2 separate regions of the Homo sapiens genome follow, and region 1 is linked to region 2. The links are chromatin contacts, found by Hi-C or POLR2A ChIA-PET in ENCODE. All regions are on one chromosome and are shown on one strand. Each heading gives the region's core, a stretch centred on a gene start or an enhancer-like site at or near the end of the contact. The rest is flanking DNA. Distances are from core to core; before and after follow the strand shown.

Region 1 (5,308 bases), core at 1,780-4,279, 480 kb after region 2:
TCCTGGACAGCACCTGGAGAGGCGGTGGGACCTGGGGTTTCTAAAGGATGCGGACGGGGTTGGGGTCCTGGGTCTTCATCCGTTTTGCTTCATGGCTAAGAATGAACCAACAACCCCAGACTACATGGAACACAGCTCCTGACATTATGCTGAGTGACAGAAGCCAGCCACAAAAGGACAAACACTGTGCGATTCCACTCGTAGGAGGTGGCCAGAGTCACTGAATTCATAGAGACAAAAAGGAAAATGGCTGGGACCAGGGGCTGGGGAGAGCGAGGAAGGGGGAGTTACTGTTTAACAGATATAGCGATTCAGTTTTGCCACATGAAAAGTGCTGGAGATCGGTTGCTAAACAATATGGCTATTCTTAACACTACTGAATTATCTACTTACCAATGGCTGAAGGTAAATTTCACATTATATGTATCTACCACAATTTAAAATTAAACAACACCTCCTCCAGGGAGACCTCCCTGATTGCTAGTGTTGTGCTTGTGTTGTTCCGCGGTGGCCCCAAAGGCTCAGGCTGCCCCCATAAAAGGCAAAGTGTTGCCAGTGGCCCCGGCACTCAGCAGGCCCTCAGAGCCGAGTGCAGCATGCGTCCAGGCCTTGTCTCTGGCCCACCTCACCTCAGGACCCCATGACGGCCACAGGGCATGGCTGGGCAGCGACTTGCACCTCTGATCCCTCGGAAGCGCCCGATAAGCTGAGCTCTCCCCTCGCCAGCTGCCTCCAACCCAGGTGGCCTCAAGGCCAGGGCCCAGGGAAGGGCTGACTGCTTCAGAGGGGCCCCTGGACCCCAAAACTTGAGGCCAGGGCCAGAGCCCTTCTCTCTGCCCACCAGTCTGCAGTCTCTGTCCCACCCGCTCATGTCCATGCCCAGACCCCGAGTGTGAAGGCGGCCTCCGCAAGGTTCCCACCGACTTCCCTGCCTCCAACATCTGGCAAACACATCCACAGCTGTGCAGCTGCCGGAAACGCCTCCTCCCGCTTCTCCTCCATGCACGCAGGCCCTCAAGGATGGCTTTCTGAGGAATTTATGGGGTCGCCTCTAGTATTTCAGGGTAGATCCCTGGAGGCATCCACCACATGTGAATGAGGACAAATGTTTCTGCTGCTAAGAATAGCTGTGCCAGCAGCAGCGTCCAGGGCGACAGAGCCCACCCACTCAACAAGGGTCCCCTCCTGCCTCCCCAACCCATCCCAGCCCCCAGCAAGTGGCCAGGCTGGACCACAAAGGGCCTGGATGGGAGGACCCCACTGCCGCCTGGGCTCCCAGGCTAAACGGGAAGAATCCACTTTACGTCAGCTCTGTCCAATGCTCAGAAGTGGACGCATCTGGGCCATTCAATTACCCCAGGGGCATTGATCAATAAATGTCTGATGACGGGACAGTGATCAAGAACCCAAAAGGTCCTATGGCCCCTGCAGCCAGGAGCTCAGACAGTAAACAAATGCTTCAGCGCCCAGGAGTGGCGACGGCTGAAGCTAAGCGTCTACCTGGGATCGGATGATCCACCCGAAGAAGGGCAGGGACAAAAAGCAAGAGGAGAGCTGTAGATACCCAAGACCCTGCCGGAACACAAGGGCCCAGGCAGGCACCACGCCGAGGGGAGGGGCCCGCAGGAAGGGGGTGACCGCAGCTCAGCCCCAGCCAACACTGAGCAGAGACCCAGGAATGTGGCCCCCAAACATTCCTGATGTTCCAGACCCTGCTGGAACAGGGTCCACGTGGGGCAGGGGGTCCACGGCATCCAAATCTTTCCAGCAAAGCCAAGAAGCCCAATTTTGAGACATCTCCCGATATTTCTAAAAAAACACTGACTATAAAACCAACCCAATAAATCAGTCTGACAGCCAAATACAGCCCAGGGGCTGCCAGGACATGACCTGTGGCTTATGACGTGGTCACTGGACGCCACAAGAGAGGTGAGGGAAGGCTGGGGAGCTGAAGCGGGCTGATGGGGGGACAGGAGGTGGAGCGCCAGCAACGGCTTGGAGGGGGGACCCAAGAGGCCCTCAACTATTAAATATAACAGGAATGAAACTTACCCAGTGACTCATCGGCGCCACCTGCTCCACCCCAATGGGACACACACACACTGGCCATGAAAGGCAGGCCAGGCAGGGACCCCAACCTGGCCCCATCTCCAACACAGGGAGCAAGACACAGTGTCTCTGCCCACCCGGCCCCACTCCGTGCATGCCACACCCCAATTTCCCTGGGCAACCACCCCCCCTGCACCCTCAGTCCTGGGGTCTCAGGGAGGCTGACCCAGCCCTCCAGCCAAAGTGGCACTGGCTTTGGTGGGGGGGGGGGGGGCTTAACTCTGAACTCTCAAGCTGAGGCAACAAAACTCATTCCCATGATATTTGCTGGAATATTGGGAACAAGAAGCTGTCCTTCCACTGGGGCTACTGAACTGCAATTATTAGTCTCAGGCTAACAGGGACTGAAAGTGGGGAGCACCTGGACCCAACTGTGCCTGAAGCTTCTCTGAGGTTTTTTAGTTACTTGAACTATTTGTGCTAAATGCAGGAGGCAGAGGGAGTCTGTCCATTGCAACCAAGAGACCTAAGATAGCAACCCTCCTAAAACACAAACTCTCAGATAGGATCTCCCTGGAATCAGATCTCTTCCACCCGCTAGGTCCCTTATCCATGTAGGTGAGGACAGGTCCAAAGCCAGCCAAGAAGAGGCCAGAGAAATGGAATGGGAGACCCAGGCCAGACTCAGTGTAGGGGGAAGGGGCCAGGCAGGAGCCAGGGAGAGGCCTGTCCTGTGTCACCCTGAAGGGAAAGTGGGTGGCTCCCAGTCCCTTCCTGAGCTGTCAGTGGCTCTCATGGGTGAAAGAGCAGGCGGCAGCTTTGCAGATGAACACTGCCCAGCACAGCCCAGCTCTGATCTGGGTCACTTCTCAGAGGCAGACACACCCCCCGACGGCCGCCCCCCACAGTAACCTGAGCCTCCGGACCTCGGTTTCCGGAGGAACATCACGATCTCTCTTGGAGGGAATGTCTGCTAGCCGCACCGCAGAACCAAATGTGCTGATAAACCTAGGCCAGGTTGAGCAAGCCTGGGCTGCTCCCGCCAGGCCAGAAAAAAGAGGCATTGTCTGCAGCCAGGAGCCACCACATGGGCTGTACCCATGGGCATGTCTTGGGGCCATCCCTGCCAGGCCTTCAGTTTCCTGGGTTGTAAAACAAGTGGCTGTTCCAGGCCTCGGGGGCAGCCAAGGCCTCAATCTGGAGCAGGTGGCGACCCCAAGCCCCCACCCCACAGGCACTGATGCACCCCAGCTCCGCTTCTCCTCCCGACCTCCATGGGGCCATGTGCTTGTTACAGCTCCCGTTTCCTAGGTGGAAGACTGAGGCTATTTGCACAGGGAGGAGCAGGGCAGCGGGAAGATGAGCAAATGCCACTTCCATCTTCCACGCCGCTGCCCTGAGCAGCCACGGGAGGGAACACCTCGCAGCCACTGGCACAGCCAGTCCCCAACACAACACTTGGTGGCACCAACTCCTTCCTCACAGCGCCCCCGTGAGGGATTCTGTTATCATCCCCATTCTACAGCTGGAGAGACTGGCACAGAGAGGCCGAGCAACTTGCCCAAGGTCACACAGCCAACAAGGGCACAGCCTGGATGCAAACCCAGGCGAGCCACCTCCTGTGTCCAGCTCACCCACTGTGTCCTGGGACCCTGTCACCAGCATACCCATGCCTGCTGCTTAGGTTAGAGGAGACTGTTGTCTCTCCCACCAGGCTGGAGCCAGGCCTTGCAGCCCTCCCATCCCATGTCCCTGCTCACAAGACCAGGCCAGGTCCTGCCAGCCAGAGGTGCCCATGGGCCGCCGCGGACAGGCTGTGGGCATCTCCATGTCCACTTGAGAGCCTGCTGCACACTGTCCACCCCGGGCCCAGGAGGAGACGAAAGGCCACATCCTCACCTCCCTCACGGCCCAGCTCCGTGACCTCCCTCATCAGAACCCGGAATCTGGACTCCAACCTGTGCTGCTGCATTTCCTCTCCCCCCACAGCCCCAAACACAAGATCCATGAAGCAAGAGTCACACCTTTGTGTCCCCCAGAGTCCCAGCACACTGCACATGGCAGGTGCTCAATAAATGTTTGCTGAATGCATGAACATGCTAAGAGCAAAATCGCAGACGTGGAGCTGAAGCTCAAAGACCAGTTTGCAAACAGAGAGACTGAGGCTGAGAGCACAGACAGGGTGTGCTTAAAGCCCAGATTTCGGGGTACCACCTACACCAGGCCAGGTCCATCAAAGGCAGCCGAGTGTCCCAAATATCAGGTAACTGACCCCAGGTCCACACAGCCGGCCGGCTCCACTCCAGGTCTCCAAGTGGCCGAGAACTCTGATCCCCACTCCTGGAAGCCCCAGTGCCAGCCCCCGTGGCGAGACTGTAAGGCCGTCAGTGCCACTAAGGAGCTGTGTGGCCTCTGCCAAGTAGCCTGCCCTCTCTGGGCCTAGTTTCTCCATTTGTCAAGGGCACCCGGCAAACCTGGGGCTTGCTGGGGGATGAGTGCAACCCGGGTTCTGCAGGAGTCACCAGACGCGTGGGGAAAGGGCGTCCGGGGCCTGGGGCAAAGCCGGGGTAGAATCCGAGAGCCTCCTGCCTCTGGGTCCTGTCCCCTTAGCAGGGCTGTCTGAGGGGACAGCGAACAGCAGGCGGCAGGTGGGGTCTAGGGCCTTGTGGATTTGGTTCTCGGCAAGAAAGGCAGGTTCAAGCAAGGCGTCCTTCCTGGAAAGTCCAGACTCCCCGAATGGGGCTTCATGCACTCCCAGGCACAAAGGGGTTCTCGGCCACCCAAACTTGTCCTGCACCCTCAGGCTTGGAGTGGGGAACAGTACCAACCCCCGCCAGGGCCAGTTCCCCCACCTCCAGAGACTGGCGTCGCCAGCTGTGTTCATTTCCTAGGGCTGCCATAAAAATGACCACAAACCAGGAAACTTAAAACAACAGTGATTTATTTTTATTTTTTTATTATTTTTTGACAGGGTCTCACTCTGTGGTCCAGGGTGGAGTGCAGTGGCACAATCATGGCTTACTGCAGCCTTGACCTCCTGGGCTCAATTGATCCTCCTGCCTCAGCGTGGGACTACAGGCAAGCCGCCACCACATCCGGCTAATTTTTGTGCTTTTTGTAGAGACAGGGTCTCGCCATGTTGCCCAGGCTGATCTTGAAATCCTGGGCTCAAGTGATGCGCCCACCTCGGCCTCCCAAAGTGCTGGGACTATAGGCATGAGCCACCTCGCCCGGCCAACGACAGCAATTTATTCTCTAA
Region 2 (5,211 bases), core at 2,259-4,758:
CTGATTAGATGAGACCCACCCATAGCCTGGCAGGTCTTTGGCTTCACTCAGGGGCTACTGACTTCAGTGTTCATCGCATCCCAAAAATACCACAGCAACATCTAGGCAGGTGTTTGACCGAATATCTGAGAACCATGCCAAGCCAAGCTGACACATAAAACTGGCTGTGACACTGCTTATCAGTCGCAGTGAATGACGCCTCCCTGCAGTGAGTGTCCAGGCCCCACACCCAGCAGCCTCCTTCATTTCCCTTTTCCTTTCACATCTGTCAGCAAGCCCTGTCAATTCTGTCCTCAGAATACACCCTGCATCTGTTCCCATCTTCTGAGCTAAAACCCTCTTCCGAGCCACCACCACCTCCTGCTTGCAGGACTGCAGCCATCGTCAGGGCCTCCCTGCTGCCCTGCGGGCCTGTGTCTGCCTCTCCATCTCTTACCTCCATCCACCTGTCTCTGTCACTCTGTTTTTGTATTGTCTCTGTTCATCTGTCTCTCTGTCTCTGCCTCTTTTTATCTCCCTCTCTCTCCCTGTCTGTCTGTGTCCCTGTCTCTTTGTCTTTCTCTGTCTTTGTGTCTGTCTCTTTCTCTCTCTCCACAAGGGCCTGGTCATGGAGGATGGCAGTGGCTGGGGTCTGAGGGAGAAGACGACAAGGACATCACATAGTCATAAGTCTTCCCCTGTCACAGATCCATTAGAGATAGAAGTGCCAAGAAGACGCGGTCCTCGGGGAGGCTGGCATTGACATGGCCAAAGTGACACTGCTCCACCAGAGGCAGCCAAGCCACACGGTGTGGGAGAGCCAGGGACTCCAGGGGAGCCGGGCAGACTTGGGGGTGGCAACTGGGAGCAGCAGCTGAGCCCGAGGGCGTGGCAGCACCCAAGGTGCTGCAGGGTTGGATGCAGAGTGTGGTGAGCCCAGACTCAAAGTCCCTCCACCACATCTAGCTGTGTGACCTTGAGCAAGTGTCTTTACCTCTCTGAGCCTCAGTTTCCTCATCTGTAAAGTATTGTACTGACGAATGACAGTATTTATCTCCGGATGGCTGCGAGGCTGAAGTGAGCTTAAGCAAGTGAAGTCCTCAGCTGGTGTCTGGCACAGAGCAAGGGCTCAGTAGATCTTAGCTGTTATTATTACTATCCCCAGGAAGTGGCAGTGGTCCCAAGTGTTGTGATCTTGCAGAAAGGCTGGCACTGCCCGTCAGAGCTGGCTGTCCCAGTGAAGGTGACAACAGCTGAGCCTGCATCTGGCAGAGGGAGCAGGGTCTGGCAGACCTGGCTGTAGCTGGAAGCGTGGTGGCAGCAGTGGGTTGGCAGCGGTGTGGTGGTCATTTGCCGGCAGGCGAAGCGCTGAGGTCCCAGAGTGCTGCCCAAGAGCCCCGTGTTTGAAGGCACTGGGAGGTGGTCCCTGGTGACTCCAGACCTGCTCAGGTAGATTTTGCAGGGAGCCAGGGCCAAGCAAAAGCAGGAGGGGGAAAAAGCATCTTTTAGTTCCCTTTCTCTGAAAGCAAACAGTCACAAGCTACAAGCCTGGGGCTTGTGAGGATCGCCAACTCTTCTGCGCACCGGTGAGTTCTTGACAATCAGATGAACAGAGGGAAAGAGGCGTGCCCTTGCTAGCCAACTTCCTGGAGCCCTCTCAGCTGGCATCTTGGTGCTTGTACACATTTGAGAGCATCAGCATTTCTTTACAAATGACCCCATCAGCTCGCCAGTCACCTTGCTTTGCTGGAAGTTTGCCTTGGGATTTGGGAGAATTTAGTTGAAACCAGTAACACCCAGCGTGGCCAAATTCCATATGCTCCTTCTGCGTCTGTGTAACAATTTCCTTTCTTTTTTTGAGATGATTCTCACTCTGTTACCCAGGCTGGAGTGCAGTAGCATGATCTCGGCTCACTGCAGCCTCTGCCTCCTCAGTTCAAGTCATTCTCCTGCCTCAGCCTCCCCCAAGCAGCTGGGACCACAGGCGTGTGCCACTACACCCAGCTAATTTTTGTATTATTAGTAGAGACAGGGTTTCACGATATTCAGGCTGGTCTCAAACCCCTGGCCTCAAGTGATCCATCTGCCTCAGCCTCCCAAAGTTCTGGGATTACATGCGTGAGCCACCACACTCAGCCTCTATGTAACAGTTTCTTTGAAATTTGTCGGAAGCAGGTTACCAGGGAGAAATAATATTTTTAATTATTCTTTCATTTATTTATTGTTTGTACATTTTCTGTGTGTGCATTCATCTGCAGGTTGTATCTTGGAATAGACCCCGCAGAGACGTGCAAGTAATGACTTCACATTAACGTGTCACTGGCCTGCCCTTGATGTGTTGGGGGGCCGGGCAAGAGTACAAATGGAGACCCACCTTTAAAAGTCATAAATCAAGGCAGGCATGGTGGCTCATGCCTGCCATCTCAGCATTTTGGGAGGCCAAGGCAGGAAGATCGCTTGAGGCCAGGAGTTGGAGACCAGACTGGGGAACATAGTGAGACCCCATCTCTACAAAATTAAAAATTAGCCGAGCATGGTGGCACACACCTGTAGTCCCAGCTACTTGGGAGGCTGAGGCAGGAGGATCTCTTGAGCCCAGGGGTTCAAGGCTGCAGTGAGCTATGATTGCGCCACCACACTCTAGCCTAGGTGACAGAGTGAGACCCTGTCTCTTTTTTTTAAAAAAAGTTATAAATCAAGTTAGCAAAGCAAATCAAGTTAACAAAGCGGTTCTGACAATGAACTCTTCAGAACCACCTGGAAGGCCAAGCTTTGGCCTTTGGGATGCGGGGACTCCTGAGCTCCCCCTGGGTTGTGGTGGGCAGTAGGGGCTGGCATGTGTCCCACCTGCCTGTGTCCCTTTTTGCTCCACATCCCTTCCTGCCCCACCCGAGTCCTCCTGGAGTCCACACGTGTGGACACCCAGCCCATGATTCGAGCTCTGGCCATCCCTCCACACCACCCCATAGCTGCCCCCTTGCAGGCCCATGGGCAGGGCCGTGGGTACCAGCAGCCTGCTCTTCGGAGGCTGCATCTGAAGAACGGGTTTGTGCAGGCTCTGAAGGAACGCCTGCGCTGTTTCAGAAGGAACCTCCAGTGCCAGGAAATTTGGAGCCTGATACAGAAGCAACATTCCGGTTTGGCACATTCCCTTGACCCTGGAGAGGCTGTGAGTGGGGCCCTCTAAAGCACGGGGCCCAGGACAGAGACCCCTCTCATCCAGGTTCAAGGGAGCGCAGACTGACCGTCCACCTCCACAGATTTAGTTAGCAAAGGTATCAAACTAGACAAGCCCCGGGGAAATTTCTGTCCCTCGTGAGTAAGTAAAAATGATATGTATCAAACAGTAATTTTGAGGAAAGGAAAAAAAAGACAGCAAAACTCATACGATCTCATCTCAGGTTACAGAATCTTAGGCGTTAACTAGCTGATCTCATGTCACAAAAAGTCCGGGTAGGAGAGTCAGCATTTTGGGGTCTTCATCCAATTCCCCAGTGCCCTGGCTTCACACTGGCCAGCTCATTTGACCTCCCCGAGGCAGAGCGACAGGAAAGCACGTGACTCATCTCCTTCTAGCGTGTGTCTGTCCCAACAAAGTCCTAATCAAGATCCCCGAGAGATCCTCGGGCTGCAAGATGCCTGGGAAATATCAATTGTTGTCAGCCTCACAGGCTCCATGCAGGGAATTCCTGCAGGCTCAGAGGCCTTTGTCATCAGGGAGCTTGCAGTCAAACGACTTGTGGTTTTCTTCAGCACTTCGGTATCGGCCAGGATCTCTTTTCTTTTTCTGACACTCTCAGACAAAATGCACAGAACAGTTTACAAGCCCCTCCAAGTTCTCTAGTCCCTCTTGATAATTGCCTCTGAATATTGACACAGTTTTAATATACAAATTTAATACGCAGAGGGATGGTAGATGCGATGACTTGGATAATCCCCATGAGCAGGGAATAATAAAATAGACACGTGGCTTTGGAATTAATTATACTTTATTTGGCTTCATGATTTAGTTTTGAATTATATAATTGACTTTATATTAAGTAAATTTAAGTTACATAGGTGGTTGAGAAAGAACCAATAATCAAATGGAAAAAAGCCAACCTGGGGTTCATTTTTGTTTTCCTTCGTGCGGAATAGAAGTTGCTGATTCACTCGTGGGTGGTTGAGTGTTATTCATATACTCAAGAGCTTATGTTCTTTGTATCATTTGTTTGGGGTATTTTTTTTAAGTTCCGGGGTACATGTGCAGGATGTGCAGGTTTGTTACATAGGTAAATGTGTGCCATGGTGATTAGCCACACCTATCAACCTGTCTCCTAGGTATTAAGCACAGCATGCATTAGCTATTCTTCCTGATGCTCTCCCTGCCCTGTCCCCACCAATAGGCCCCAGTGTGTGTTGTTCCCCTCCCTGTGTCCGTATGTTCTCATTGCTCAGCTCCCACTTATAAGTGAGAAGGTGCAGTGTTTGGTTTTCTGTTCCTGTGTTAGTTTGCTGAGGACAATGGTTTCTAGCTCCATCCATGTCCCTGCAAAGGACATGAACTTGTTCCATTTTATGGCTGCATAGTATTCCATGGTGTATATATGTACCACGTTTTCTTTATCCAGTCTATCTTTGAGGGACCTTTGGGTAGATTCCATGTCTTTGCTATTGTGGTTTTTTTTTTTTTTTTTGAGACGGAGTCTCACTCTGTTGCCCAGGCTGGAGTGCAGTGGCGCGATCTCGGCTCACTGCAAGCTCCGCCTCCCGGGTTCAAGCAGTTCTGCCTCAGCCTCCCGAGTAGCTGGGACTACAGGCACCCGCCACCATGCCTGGCTAATTTTTTGTATTTTTAATAGAGACAGGGTTTCACCGTGTTAGCCAGGATTGCCTCGATCTCCTGACCTCGTGATCCGCCGCCTCGTCCTCCCAAAGTGCTGGGATTACAGGCGTGAGCCACTGCACCCGGCCTATTGTGGGTATTTTTAAAGAACACAACATAGTGAAAGGTGTTTGTTTTTCTTTTACAAAACAAAACAAGTCTAAGATTGAAGGATTTGCTCTGTTGTTCCCATGTTCCTGGGACTAGAGTTGCTATTGCCTTTATTAGCGTTGGTCTATTTTAAAACAACAAAAAACCAAACCAAACCCTGGAGGTATATTTGATTAGCATGGAAGAGTTAAATGCCAGAGTTATCGTACAAAGAGAAATAAGAGACGCTGAGCATTATAAAGACCTGACAAGTCTAT

The links. A loop is a pair of places that touch in the nucleus more often than their neighbours do. ChIA-PET counts read pairs that join two places held with the same protein, here RNA polymerase II (POLR2A). Pooled maps may share reads with other maps.
Region 1: a loop to region 2 is called in a map of MCF 10A, with 5 times the contacts of the local background. The contact joins two enhancer-like sites. A Hi-C loop is called at or near these places in 2 of 168 maps with a recorded cell type or tissue (MCF 10A and chondrocyte) and 3 of 50 pooled maps. POLR2A ChIA-PET finds 5 or more read pairs at or near these places in 1 of 52 experiments (AG04449).

What each region holds. Positions count from the first base shown.
Region 1 is chr12:124,506,927-124,512,234 of GRCh38, forward strand. All of the region lies in intron 2 of NCOR2 (nuclear receptor corepressor 2), which reads right to left. Among named protein-coding and RNA genes, the nearest start is that of NCOR2, 58 kb to the right of the region's middle. RefSeq lists enhancers at 541-1,126, 1,715-2,300, 1,828-1,937 and a silencer at 1,439-1,653. Within about 2 kb of position 3,030, at least 22 of the 41 ENCODE cell types and tissues checked have a DNase peak (open chromatin) inside an H3K27ac peak, as active enhancers do.
Region 2 is chr12:124,027,148-124,032,358 of GRCh38, forward strand. All of the region lies in intron 2 of ZNF664-RFLNA (ZNF664-RFLNA readthrough), which reads left to right. Among named protein-coding and RNA genes, the nearest start is that of ZNF664-RFLNA, 57 kb to the left of the region's middle. Within about 2 kb of position 3,509, at least 4 of the 41 ENCODE cell types and tissues checked have a DNase peak (open chromatin) inside an H3K27ac peak, as active enhancers do.